4 separate regions of the Homo sapiens genome follow, and all the other regions are linked to region 3. Evidence: chromatin contacts called from ENCODE Hi-C or POLR2A ChIA-PET data. All regions are on one chromosome and are shown on one strand. Each heading gives the region's core, a stretch centred on a gene start or an enhancer-like site at or near the end of the contact. The rest is flanking DNA. Distances are from core to core; before and after follow the strand shown.

Evidence for each region. Hi-C counts contacts between places; a loop is a spot of excess contacts on that map. ChIA-PET counts read pairs that join two places held with the same protein, here RNA polymerase II (POLR2A). Pooled maps may share reads with other maps.
Region 1: a map of naive thymus-derived CD4-positive, alpha-beta T cell shows a loop between it and region 3 (5-fold over the local background). The contact joins the promoter of TOB2 here to the promoter of MRTFA in region 3. A Hi-C loop is called at or near these places in 1 of 168 maps with a recorded cell type or tissue (naive thymus-derived CD4-positive, alpha-beta T cell) and 8 of 50 pooled maps. POLR2A ChIA-PET finds 5 or more read pairs at or near these places in 2 of 52 experiments (GM10248 and WTC11).
Region 2: a map of naive thymus-derived CD4-positive, alpha-beta T cell shows a loop between it and region 3 (6-fold over the local background). The contact joins the promoter of POLR3H here to the promoter of MRTFA in region 3. A Hi-C loop is called at or near these places in 1 of 168 maps with a recorded cell type or tissue (naive thymus-derived CD4-positive, alpha-beta T cell) and 6 of 50 pooled maps.
Region 4: a loop to region 3 is called in a map of B cell, with 35 times the contacts of the local background. The contact joins the promoter of TEF here to the promoter of MRTFA in region 3. A Hi-C loop is called at or near these places in 1 of 168 maps with a recorded cell type or tissue (B cell) and 6 of 50 pooled maps. POLR2A ChIA-PET finds 5 or more read pairs at or near these places in 1 of 52 experiments (WTC11).

Annotation. Positions count from the first base shown.
Region 1 is chr22:41,445,290-41,448,398 of GRCh38, forward strand. It overlaps TOB2 (transducer of ERBB2, 2), which reads right to left and starts at 1,512. Exons shown (of 2, transcript NM_016272.4): 1 at 1,090-1,512. LOC105373043 (a long non-coding RNA gene) reads left to right here and starts at 1,656. Exons shown (of 2, transcript XR_938274.2): 1 at 1,656-2,743; 2 at 2,830-3,109. RefSeq lists enhancers at 1,282-1,977, 1,724-1,973, 1,978-2,673 and a silencer at 2,544-2,643.
Region 2 is chr22:41,543,026-41,546,274 of GRCh38, forward strand. POLR3H (RNA polymerase III subunit H) reads right to left here and starts at 1,445. Exons shown (of 6, transcript NM_001018050.4): 1 at 966-1,445. The coding sequence starts at 1,076. RefSeq lists enhancers at 806-1,643, 966-1,065, 1,076-1,165 and silencers at 1,216-1,345, 1,536-1,635.
Region 3 is chr22:40,634,753-40,637,994 of GRCh38, forward strand. MRTFA (myocardin related transcription factor A) reads right to left here and starts at 1,967. Exons shown (of 15, transcript NM_020831.6): 1 at 1,726-1,967. RefSeq lists a silencer at 1,422-1,731 and enhancers at 1,992-2,301, 3,041-3,242.
Region 4 is chr22:41,380,349-41,383,385 of GRCh38, forward strand. It overlaps TEF (TEF transcription factor, PAR bZIP family member), which reads left to right and starts at 1,594. Exons shown (of 4, transcript NM_003216.4): 1 at 1,594-1,853. The coding sequence starts at 1,697. It overlaps LOC105373042 (a long non-coding RNA gene), which reads right to left and starts at 1,563. Exons shown (of 3, transcript XR_938271.3): 1 at 1,392-1,563. RefSeq lists silencers at 813-1,412, 1,443-2,142 and enhancers at 1,277-1,571, 2,353-2,432.

The DNA of each region.
Region 1 (3,109 bases), core at 262-2,761, 810 kb after region 3:
TACCAGATCCTCGGCAAGCTCCCCCGCTGGGTGTTAAACCTCCTTAATCCTTCCTCCCACACAAGCTTCTTTCCCCCTATGCTTCACGGAGGGATGGGGGTAGAAGCCCAAGAAAGCAATAGGATTGTTTTTCTGCCGGAAAATCAGAGATGAAGGACCCATTCCCAGGGTACGGTGGGTAAGAAGGAGAAAAAGACCGTTTAGATACGGAGTAGCACCAGAGACTGGCCTCCACCCGTCCCCAAGCTGAAGCTTGCTGTGCGGGGTTCTGGTTTCTCCTGGGGGAGGGAGAGGGCCTGCCGGCTGTGCCTCCTCTCTGCACCCTCCTTCCCCTCCCAGATTTCTGGTGGTCAAGGGCACAGTTCATCCTCCGGACAGGAGGGGAAGGAGTTTGGGGGTAGGGCCCCACCTCGCAGGCACCTTACCAAGATAAGCAGAATCCACTCACTGGCACTGCTCTAAGGGTACTTTTTTCTGCCCAATTTTCCATTAAAACACTTAAGAGTATAAAGAGCTCAGCCGAAACGGTGAACTCTGGCTCAGTGGCCCAAGGACAATCTCCACTGACCTGTCCCGTCGCCAAAGGGGGTGTCCACCCTCCACCCTTCAGGCTCCACAGAGCCAGAAATAGAGTCTATTAACAATTACCACCCCCCTTCCCTGCACACGGGAAAAGAAGCAGAAAAACAAGGCCTGGATCCCCTTCCTTCCTCGGATTTATTTAACGGTGGGGGGAGTTATGTTTCTTTGGAGAACAAGGAAGATCTAGCGAGTAGCTAGGATATAAAGAACCGGGGGAGGCGGGGAAGGGAGGAAATGCACCCCACCCAGGAGAGGGCCACTCTTGGAACTGGGAGAAAAAGGAGCTCTTGGGCACCCCAGGAGCACAGATGGCGTGAGAAGAGGAGCTGGGGAAAGTGGGGTCTGGAGGGAAGCTGGATGGGGAAAGAAAATGCTGGCCAGGCGGGGAGGGAGCGGCAGCAACGTGGAGAGTCCAGCAAAGCGGGAGTGGGGCGGGGTGGAAGAGGTAGTCCGGCCGGCTGGGTCTCGGGGCGGGCCCCCCGCCCGCACGCCCCCCAACTCACTCACTCGGGTCTCCGCGGCGGCGGGGCGCTCTACCGGCCGCGGGGCGGCTTCTCCCTCCAGGGTGGCCTGAGCGCGGGGCGGAGGTCGCTCTCCTTTCCTTCCCGGGCGTCGCCGGGCCAGGGGACCGAAGTCCTTTTCGTCGTTGAGGGTTGGGGGACGAAGCAGGGGGCTATGGACTATGACTCTCAATAATTTCTTTCAGCTCTTAGGAGGTCGGGCTCGGCAGCGGGGGGCCCGAGGGCGGGCGGGCGGACTAGCGGCGACGACGCGGGGATGGCGGATCGGAGGGTGGTTCGTGTCGCGCAACGGCAGACGGTATGGGCTGTCGCCGGCAGACGGTCCTGCCCTCCTGGCCCCGCGTCGCCCGAGCCACGGCTTGCCTCAGCCAACAACCCGCACCTTCCCGCGCCCCGGCCCGAAGTGAGCAAAGTCAATGAAAAGTTTCACCCTTAGCAACCCTGCGCACGGATCCGGCTTCCCCACCCCTGCGTGATGCGTCCCTCCGCCCTGCAGGGGCGGGGCCAGGGCCCGGCCGGGACTACTTCCCAGCCAGCCCCGCGCCTCAGCTCGCTGGTATCTCGCGGAGCAGCTCCTGTGCCCTTCTGTGCTCGCCGGTCGTGCGTCCGGCTCCCCGTCTTCCCCTCCCTGTCACAGCGCCGCGCCGCACTCCTTTCCTTCATTCCCATACCACTCTGAACTTGTGCGCGTCGTGTGAGGTGTTCTCCCAGGGGCGCTCCGTGAGGGCCGGGGACCACCTGGGGCCGGGTTGCTCACGAGCCGGGCACAGTGCACTCTCCCTTTAGTTGTGTTTGGGGGACGAGTATCGCGGGGGAGGGGAGGGAGTCACCATGCCCGCCGGAAACCCCCCGCTGAGTCGTCCGCCCTGCACCTGCCTCGGAGCCCATGGTTCGGACGTTTGCCCGAGCCGTTTCCCGGGGCCTTCCCTCCAGCTCCGAGCGTCTGGCCGTGTCCGCGGCGATAGCATCGCCCCGTTACGGCCTCTGCGGGAGGGGGAACTGAGGGGACGACGCGGGCTCTGGAAACATTTCGGACCCGTTTCGGGCAGGCATGAGTCTTCCGAGCGCCTTGTGATTCCTCGGGGGGCTCAACGTCGAAAGAAAGGCGAGGGAGACTCTGGGGCCTGGGCCACGCTGTGCGGGAGTAAGAGGAGCCGAGGACGAGGCTGACGGCCGTGAAACTAGCCGAGTGCCACAAAGGACCTTCCCCTCACCGCCTCTGGCGCTCCTTTCCTTGCAGCCTGGAGGGCCGGCTCTGGCTCTGCGCAGGCGCGCGGGCGCAGCCCCTCTCCCAACTCTTGTTTGCTCTTTCTGGCCAGCGACCCCAGTGTGGGGCACGCGGGAGAGCCCCACATTTCTTCTAGTCGCAGTCCCGCCGGCGTGGGGTGGCCCCTGACCGTGCAACGGGCGCAAGGCTCGCACCCACTACGGCCCCTCGGGCGGCGGAGCGAGGCTCCGCGAACCCGGGACTGGGCGCGCCAGGCCCGCGCGCTGAGGCCCCCTCCCCCGGCTCTGGCCACGCGGGCTGCTCTGCCTCTGTGAGTGTGCGGGACACAGAGCCAGGGGGAGGGAGGGCCGTGTTCTGCGGTCACAGGCAGACAGGAGTGCCGGAAGATGCAGTCTGGAGCCCCCGGGGGACTGTGAGTGAGGTCTTCTCCCCGGTCCCTCCTTAGATCTCCCATTTCCCAGTTCTCCCCTCCCGCCCACACCTTTTTTGTCATTCCAGACGGTTCCGGCCCAGCAGCAGCCGCCATCCCCACGTTGGGTGGCGAGATCCGAAAGTTTCCAGCTACGAACAGTTTGCTTTTTTTTTTTCCTTGATCGCTTTTTTTGGCAAGGGCGGAGAGCACCAGTAGCGTGGGGGGTTTAAATGCACTTTCCCTGAATGCAACAGAGAAATGCCGGGCTGGAGGGCAAACTCCACCGGGACAGGGAGGCGGGAGATAGCCTGAGCGCCCCCCCATCCCCCACACTCTGAGCGTCGCAACCCCGGGGGCACCTCCAGG
Region 2 (3,249 bases), core at 195-2,694, 910 kb after region 3:
AAAATTATGGGACATCTACTCCCGCCAGGCTTTGGCTAAATGAGGGGATACTTCAGGGAAGAAGGCAGATAAGGTCCCTGCTCTCAAGGAGAGGGAAAGGAAAAAGTCTAAGAAGGAAAGAGAGTGATGTGACACAGAATACCTGGAAAGGGAGGACTGTCAAAGAAACGGCAGTGGGAAGACCTCTCAGCTGGTACTAAGGCACACAGGCACAGCACAGAGAAGGCGCACAAATATTGGCTGCTGGAATGAAGGGATGAACCTCCTGACAGTTAATTCTGTACTACTAGAACTCTCCATCTTCACGAAAACAATGCATTGACCCGAGGCGATGGCGCACACCTGTAATCCCAGCACTTTGGGAGGCCGAGGCGGGGGGATCAAGAGATCGAGACCATCCTGGCCAAAATGGTGAAACCCCGTCTCTACGAAAAATACAAAAATTAGCTGGGGGTGGTGGCGCGCGCCTGTAGTTGTCCCAGCTACTCGGGAGGCTGGGGCAGGAGAATCGCTTGAACCCGGGAGGCGGAGGTTGCAGTGAGCCGAGATCGCGCCACTGCACTCCAGCCTGGACGAAAGAGCAAGACTCCGTCTCAAAAACAAAAAACAAAACAAAACAAAACAAACAACAACAACAACAAAAACAATGCATGGCTGGAAGGACAGCAATATTTTATCCCCATTTTAAAAATGGAAACTGAGGCCCAGAAGGGGTCAGTAACTTGCCTGCAATTGCAAAGTAATTTAGAATTGTGGAATCTAACACTTCCAGTTACAACTCCCTTTTTCAAGCCCATTTTCTTTTGATCCCCTTCAATATCTCCTTTCACGGTGAAGAAAAGTTCTGAGACATTAAGCTGCTTGCCCACGGCCAGGGCTTGGCATGACCGAGGCCGGGCCTGCGGCCAGTGGGCGGCGCTCGCTCTCCCACGCCAAGGCCTGCCCGCGAGCCGTGGGCCCAGTACCTTGTTGGCCAACTTCTTGTTCAGCTCCTCGGCAATGGAGTCGTTGAGCTTCCTCTCAAACTGCCAAGGGGGGATCCGGACGGTGTCCACCATTTCCACCAGGACGAACATCCCGGCCTGCGCTGGGGGCTCTGGGAACAGGAGGGTCAGTCACGCACCAGGGCCGGGGGCAGGGAGAATCCCCGAGCCCCTTGGTCCCGTCCCAGTCGCTGAGGCCCCCAGGCTGGCGGTGAGGTTGCACGGGGCGGTCTCGGGGGCCCGGTCCGGGCCATGCTCCGCTACTACAACATGAGGAAACTGAGGCCAGAGGGAGGCACTCTCCGTCCACAGCTCCGGGTGCGCGCCCGCGCCGCGAGACCCCGCCACGCCACGCCACTCCACGCCACGCCACTCCACGCCCCGCACCCGCGCCACGTGCCGCCGCTCGTATCACGCACCACGCACCACGCACCGCGCACAGCCGCTCGCGCTTGCGCGACTGCGGGCGAGATTCCGAATCCATCGCTTCCGGAAAACTCACCAATAAGAAACCTCTGTCCACCCCCACCCCGCCGAGGCGGGGCGGGGCTGCCTGTGTGCTCGCGCACAGCGTGGGGCAGAGAGAGGGCGAGGAGAGGGCGGGGCCTCCTCCTTTCACAGGAGCAGAGCGGTTCCCCCGCCCCCGACAGCGCTTTCTGTTGCTAGGCGACCTCCGTGCAATCCCGCCTGATTATCCCTCGCCTGGCCTGTGCTTTACCCGCATTGCTGTCCTCTGCTCGGCAGCCAGAGTGATCCTTTGGAAACGCAAACATATATTACCACATCTAAGTTAAAAAAAAAACCCACCGCAAACATAACATGCTTAGCACCCTTAAGTGTTCCGGAGACAAGGAGAATTAGCAGGAAAGGGGCACTTGGGACTGTTCTGAGATGATGGAAATGTTCTGTATTTTGTTTTCGGTGGTATAACATTGACGTATATAATTGTCCAAACTAATTGAACTCGGCAAGATTTTTGCATTTATTTGTAGACATTATGTTCCAATTGAAAAGTTATAATAAATTGGAACAAAAAACACAACCCATTGAACTTAGAATACTAGATCCAAGCCGGGCGTGGTGGTGTACACCCGTAGTCCCACCTACTCAGAAGCCTGAGACAGCAGCATCGCTTGAGTCCAGGAGTTTGAGGTTGCAGTTTGAGGTTGCATGCTGCACTCTAGCATGGGTGACAGTGACACCTCATGTCTAAACGAAAAAGAAGAAGAAGGAGAGGCGGAAGAAGAAGAAAGAAGAAGGAGAAGAAGAAGAAGAAAGAAGAAAGAAAAGGGAAAGAAGAAAGAAAAGAAGAAAGAAAGAAGAAAAGTCCAAAACCTTTATGGTAGTTCACACGGCCCTGCAAGATCTGACCATACCCCCCTCCTATAGCCCCATCATGCTCTGTCTCGCTGACATTCCAGTCTCATTCATCTTCACGTGATAGCATGGGCTAAGAGAATTTGGTAGCTTACCCAAGATCACGTGTTGACAAGTGGTAGAGGTGGGCCCAGTCTGAACCTCACTACCCTGCCTCTAAAAATTGGTGGGGTGTAGATGTATACTGTAGTGGGTTTTTTTGTTTGTTTGTTTGTTTGAGACGGAGGATCGCTCTGTCGCCCAGGCTGGAGTGCAGTGGCGCGATCTTGGCTCACTGCAAGCTCCGCCTCTCGGGTTCACGCCATTCTCCTGCCTTAGCCTCCCGAGTAGCTGAGACTACAGGCGCCCACCATCACGCCTGGCTAATTTTTCGTATTTTTTTTTAGTAGAGACGAGGTTTCACCGTGTTAGCCAGGATGGTCTCGATCTCCTGACCTCATGATCTGCCCACCTCAGCCTTCCAAAGTGCTGGGATTACAGGTGTGAGCCACCGCGCCCGGGCTTGTAGTGTGTTTTAACCAAAATAACAATTTAGGTACTTACAAAAGATACTTGGGGTAAATGACAGAGGCACTTGGAAATGTATGGTGCCTTAATTTGCTGATTTCACAAGCATAGTGATCTCTCAGTGACACTGGCTGCAGTGATGCTAAATGTGGCCTTCCCTGCATCTATGATTTTATTTTTAGGTGTGCTTCTATAGGATTTGAGGTACTTGAGGACAGCAGCAAATGCTACTTCAGCTCTTTATTCCCACAATCCCCTAACACATTCCTAGGAAGCATTGAGTAAAGGTGTTTAGGGATTACCATTAATTCTTCCTCTCAAATGTTTCCTCTTCATTCCACTCCCACTGCTATTGCTTCGGTTCAGGCCTTTTCTTTTTTTT
Region 3 (3,242 bases), core at 717-3,216:
GACCCAAACTTTATGGTTTTGCCCTTTATAGGCTGAGATTCTATTTCATACTCTTTTTAATCACTCCCTAATAGCATCTGGCAGAGTACTAAGGACATGGAAACTCTCCAATAAATACTTTTGGGTGATGGGATACATATTACTCTTCCACCTCTCTTGATTTGACTCTAAATAACTTATTCAAGTGGATGTGACTTTTGGAAGCCTTCTTAAAAACGGGCTCTTCTTAATAGTTATTGGCCAAAAACTGAAACAAACACTAGAGCTAAACTACAGATATTTTTTTCTTTGCAGGTGTTTTTAAAGAACGCAGTAATGGATTGCTTCTTTCTAAATCATTTCAATAAGAAACAGTAACATAAAGCCCTTTGGTTCGCTATGAAAAATGCAAACGACATTAAGCAAAACTTAGTTTAATAACTTCCAGCCAAAGGTTCCCCACCCTGCAGTCATAGGGCTGTGGGCCAGCTGGCTGTACCACCTCACCCCCGGGAGATGACTGCTTTTCAACAGTAAAACTGCGTAAGTGACATTTGGAGTTTTGGGGGTCTTCTGAAGTAAAACATGTAGGTCTAACTTCTTACTGACAATAAGTCTTAACGTTACAGGCTTCGGCTTGATGTAGAAAGGACCCTGAAAAGATCTCAAAAACTTGCAACTCGGGGACATTCCAGACGTCTTATGAGTTTAAAACTATGTAAAAACATACGAAGCATGGGGTAATTCCATTATTATATTTAAGTGATGTATTCCACATTCCTGTATATACACACACTTCATGCCAAACAGAGGCTGGCAAGCAAGTTAACCATTCAACTGCCCTTTCGTTATGCTGCATAACAGGGAGACAACAGAGAGAAATCTTGACAATGCCAAGCTGGGCTAGTGCTTAAAGGCACACAGGCAAACCAGGCATTCTCAACATCCCAAAAGCAAACATTTCTTGGGCCCTTACTATGGGCCAAGCACTGTGTCAAACGCTTCACGTGAATTATTTCATTCGACACTTACAACAAACAACCGTATGCGATTGGTGCTATTATCCTCATTTTTCAGACGAGGAAACCAAGGCACAAGATTACACAGCTAGCAAGTGGCAGGTTTGGGAGTCGACTCAAAAGGTCCAGCCCTAGGCACTATGGAGTATCAAAGGTACCCGAAGCGGGGAGGGTGGACTGCATCAGCGTCCTGACAGACGCTTTCTTAGGAGGTAAAGTTCTTGGCCATCAAGTTTCAGATTTGCAGAGCCCTGTACACCTGGCAGCATTCAGGTTTGCTATACTGGCACCAACAAGTCCAGCTGAGCCTCCTTGCCTGGGAATCCCAAGGACTGCACTTGGATCCTGAAGGTCTGCACAAGACCCCAGAGAAAGCGGCCGACACCCCGTCCCTGCAATCAAAACACATCCCGGGAGAAGCGAGGGCGAGGACCTCCGTGCCTCCCCGCCCCGCGCAGCACAGCCCTGCCAGGCAGTGCACAGGTGCACGACCGCGCCCGCCCGCCCGGCCCGGCCCGGGTCCCAGCCCCGGCACAGTGACCGCCGCTCTGCGACTCCGGCCCCGAGGGCAGGGGCAGAAGGCCGGCAAGAAGAGGGCAGGGGACGCGAGGGCCGCCTCGCCCGACCCCCCGAGGACGCGCGCAGCAGGGTCGGGGGGGAAAAAGGATGCTCCAGGCGGGGCGAGGCCGCGGTGGGGGAGGGGTCCCCAACCCGGACTCTCACTCACCGCCTCGCGCGGCTCCCGGCCGGGTTCCGCGGCTCGCCCCACTCCGGCTCTAGCCGCCCGCGTCTCCTCTCGAGGCTCACTGTCCAGCCCGGGCGCACGGAGCTGAGAAGTCGCCGCCAGCGGAGGGCGTGTGGCCAGCGGCAACCAAGAGGGTGGGAAAGATGGGACCGTCGCTCTCGCCGCCGCGGCCACCACAGACACTGCCGCCGCCGGCTCCTCTCAGCCACGGAAGCTGCGGGCCCGCCCACCACGCCCGCCTCCCGTCCTGAAGACTGTCCGCTGGAGAAGTGACGGCGGCGCTAGCCAATCAGAGGCCTGATCGGGGTCGTGATCGGCGGACTAAAGGGCGGGCGGAGAAGGAAGCGGCATGAAGAAGGCGAAAACGGCGGCCTGACTTCCTGTGACTGACGGCACGGCGCAGCCAATGGGCAACGGGGAGATGACCTCATCTCTGAGGAAAGTCTGGAACTGGCTGAGCTGCGGCGAGGGGGTTGGCGACGAGCCGGGGGCGGAGCTCTGGGCCTTAAAGAGGCCGCAGCCCTGTGGTCACCCTGTGAAGGGAAGGGCGGTGGACCCTGCCGGATCTTGCGAAGTTGCCAAGGGGTCAATGCCCAGGCGCGAGTAATTACTGCATTAATCCCAGACCCCATCCCGATTCTTGTCGGGGACTGAAGGGTCTCCGCCTGGGGCTCCGAAGTCGATCATTTCACATTCACGCTTCCCAAAACGAGACACAATAAATTCCGCTCTGGCCTGGAGCCTTGAATTCCCGTTACGGTCCCGCCCCGCCGAGGCCCGTCGCCTTGTTTCTCTGAGTCAGTTTCCCCAACGGTGAAAGGGAGGACGCTGACACCTGCCTGCCCCTCCCTATCTGCCGAGGCCGTGGAGATCAGCAGCAGCGAAAGCGCTCTGGGCTTAGAAGAGGAAAAGGGCTGCGTGAGCCCAAGAGCTTGCATCGGAAGGCTCCAGGAAGAGCATCTGCAAAAAAGAGGATTCCACGGGATGACCCCCGACAACTCTTGGAATTCTAAAATCCTATACCCTTGCCCGCACCCATTCGTGTAGTGAAGGGGCGCGCGTTAGGCGCAGAGGCCACACGCTCCGCAAGTGAACCCGGGCACCTCTCTGAACCTATTCCGGGCTGAGGGCGGGGAGCGGGTGGCTGCCCGATTTAAAAACATGTATATGTATGTGTATGTGTATGTGTATGTGTATGTGTATGTGTATGTGTATATGTATATGTATATGTATATGTATATGTATATGTATATGTATTATGAGTGAAGTCCATGACTGCAACAGGGAGAAAGGAGAAAGGCGAAAGGGGAGAGAGCAACAAGGTAAGCCAGGCCCACTGTGATGACAGCTGCGGTCATGCAGGCCCTTCGTATCCGCCTTCCTCCCCAGCAATGGGAGAGAGCCCAGAAAAGGAGAAATAACCCCAACTCGATGGGGTGGAAAAGGGGGAAGCGCTTTCCGGAAGGCTTCCGGGATGGGGTCACCAGAGTCAGAGGAAG
Region 4 (3,037 bases), core at 344-2,843, 750 kb after region 3:
TTTCGCCCTGTTGGCCAGGCTGGTCTCGAACTCCTGACCTCAGGTGATCCGCCACCTCTGCCTCCCAAAGTGCCGGGATTACAGGCGTGAGTCACCAAGCCCAGCCCCAGCAAAATTCTGATTGCATCAGCTTGATAACTTTTAGCTGGCTGTGGGTGTCTGGATCATGCATCTACCCCCTGAACCAAGGACTATCACTATACCACCCCCCCAACCCCTCCTGCTAGAAGGGCTGGGCCACTGTAGGGATGCTGGATAAACAAGCCAAGCTCTCTGCCTTCCGGGAGTTAAGCGGGGAGTCTAATGTTGCCTGGGTTTGCAGCGGAGTCTGATCTGTACTATAAAGAGGTACAAAGTTCTGAGCGCTGTTTAGGAGCAGCTTTCCATTTGTGTACCGCGCCACATATTACATTTTTACGGATTTCTGCGGAACTCCCGGGGAGGCTTTATATTTTAAGAGAGGAGGTGGTTCTCCCACAAAACGTGGCATCGGTACCTGGTGTCAAGGAGGTTTTTGTTTTCTAGGTAAAAGAAGGGAGAGTTCTAGAAAGGAAAAGAATTTCACATCTGTTTGGGACTGTGGAGATTCTCTAGCCCAACCTCTTAATTTTATGGCCGAGGAAACAAGCTCCAGTGAAGCAACCGGACTTTCCCAAGGTCATAAGCTAGTAAGTGGGAGGGCGGAAACATGTACTCGGGCCCTGGCTCAGGTCAGAGCTTCAGGAATGCTCCCTCCACGCTAGTGTTGATCTGGATGCGTGGGCAACCCGACACCCCGCTCTAGGGCGGCCAAGCCTGCTCAGGCCATCCCTACGACTTGGCAGGTCGCGGTCCCCGGCCCTGCCCTCAGGCGACCTCTGGGTCGCGTGGGAGCAGAAGTGCGGGCTAAGCTCAGCGTCCCTGCCCCGCGACCCTGGGCAGAGTCCCCAGAACAAAAAGACCCGTCCCTCCCTTCCCCTCCCGCCCCGCCACAGCCCCGCACGTGCGGCGCCTCGTGCACCGCCCCGGGCCCCGCCCCCGCCCTCCATTGGCTGTTCCCGCGCCTTCCTCCTCTGCCCCCTCCCCCCGCGACCAGACTCGGCTGCGGCTCCACGTGACCCGCGGGGGGTGGACACGCCGCGCGAGCAGGAGCTCGGATAGGTCGCTTTGGCCGGCCTGGCCGCTCCGAGCTCCGCCCCTCTTCGGTGGCGCGTCGGGAAGGTTGCAAGTCGGGGACAAGAGGGAGAGGCTGCGGTGGTTGGGGAGGGCGGGGGTTATGAAGAGGGCGGTGAAGGGGGAACACTGGTAGGAGGGAAGGGACCGCGCCGAGGAAGGCCCACCACAAAGACTCCAGCAGGCGCCAATCAGGGGACACAGGGGCGGCGGGGCGGGGCCTCCGCGAGGGTCCTCACCTGGCCCCGCACGTGTCTATCTTATCCCGGCTGCCCGACCAATCACGGCCCGAGGATCTGCGCCTGCCCCTCTCGCAGGCTGGACCAATCCAGAGCAACGATCCGGGGAAGCTGGCCTGGCCTCATGAATAATTAATGTGCCAGAGCCGGTCCGCAGGCGGGGTAGCGATGGAAGGAGGCGGGGGCGCCATTGGGCGCCTGCGCAGTAGCTGCCCGTGTCGGCAGCTGCAGCGGGTCGCACGGCTCCGGCCCATCTCGGGGGGCGGGCGGGGGAGGCGAGGTGCGCGAGCCGAGTCCGGGGCACGATGTCCGACGCGGGCGGCGGAAAGAAGCCGCCTGTGGACCCGCAGGCAGGACCCGGTCCGGGGCCGGGGCGCGCAGCTGGGGAAAGGGGCCTGTCGGGGTCCTTCCCCCTGGTCCTGAAGAAGCTGATGGAGAACCCCCCGCGCGAGGCGCGCCTCGGTGAGGGCGGGGGGGTGGTCCGCGCGGGCTGGGGGCGGGGCTTATACAGGGGCGGGGCCTCGTGAGGGCGGGGCCGGGGAGGCAGTGGGTCAGGGAGCAGTGGTCCAGCGGAGGGGGATGGGGCCTGGATGACCAGGAGCCTGGAGGACGAGGCCGGGGGGCTGAGGACAGAGGGTCAGGGGCGGGCTGAGACGGTGGGTCTGGCGGGAGAGGGTGGGGAGAGGTTTTGAGGAGGCGGAAGGGGATCGGGAGCAGTCACTTAAATGACGCTCCAGGGCCCCTCCCCCGGGGCCACCTGCATCGGAGTCACTCGGGATGCCTGTTTAAATTGCTGGTTCCTGCGCCCCACCCAATCTGCGGTCACTGGGACAGGGGTCTTGCATTTTAAGGAGCACCCCACCGCACCCCCATTATTTTCCAAGTACACCAAAGTTTAGGAAGCGCAGGCCTAGGGTAGCGAACTGTCATCGTACGTGGCCTTACCCCTCCCGGAGGGACCTGGCTTCCTCCCTGGGTGTGAGTAGCGCCAGCTACTAGGTCCAACGGGAGCCTTTCTGTTGCGGGGCTTCTGCTGAGCGGGTGGGGGGGGTGTGGGCGAGTAGTGTGAGGCGCCTTGGGAGGGGAGTTTTGGGCCAAGCAGAGAAACGATGAGGGTCAGATGAGTCCACTGAGGCCCTTCGCCTGGTTGGTTGGGGCTGACCCTTAGATTCTGGGGCCACGGCGGCAGGACTGAGCTTCATCTTTTTGCCTAGGCCAGGAACGTCACTGGGGCGTATACGGAAAGCAGGTCTGGCCTTGTTTTTCGCCCTGGGAGATGGGGTGCAGGGAGCAGCAGGAGGGCCGCCTGTGGTGGGGTTGTGGGTGCACTGAGGTATACTTTGAGTGTGAGACCTTTGCATTTCCAAGAGCCATCAGTTATTCAGGGTTTGGGAAAGGGATAGGCCTTCGAGAGTTGTCTGGCCTGGGGAATGGATTTTCCTTTTTAAAATGCCATTTCTCTTCCTTTCCTGGGTGTATGCTGAGGCTCCCATCCCTGTGGCTGTCACTGTTGAGTTATAAATAGCTTCAGCACATCAGGTGAGGCCAGCCTCTCTCCTCCTGCTTTGGGACCTCATGTGCACAAACCCTTTTGTTTGTTTTTGAGACGGTGCTTTGTTCCAAATCTGGGGCTGAGACAAGCTGCA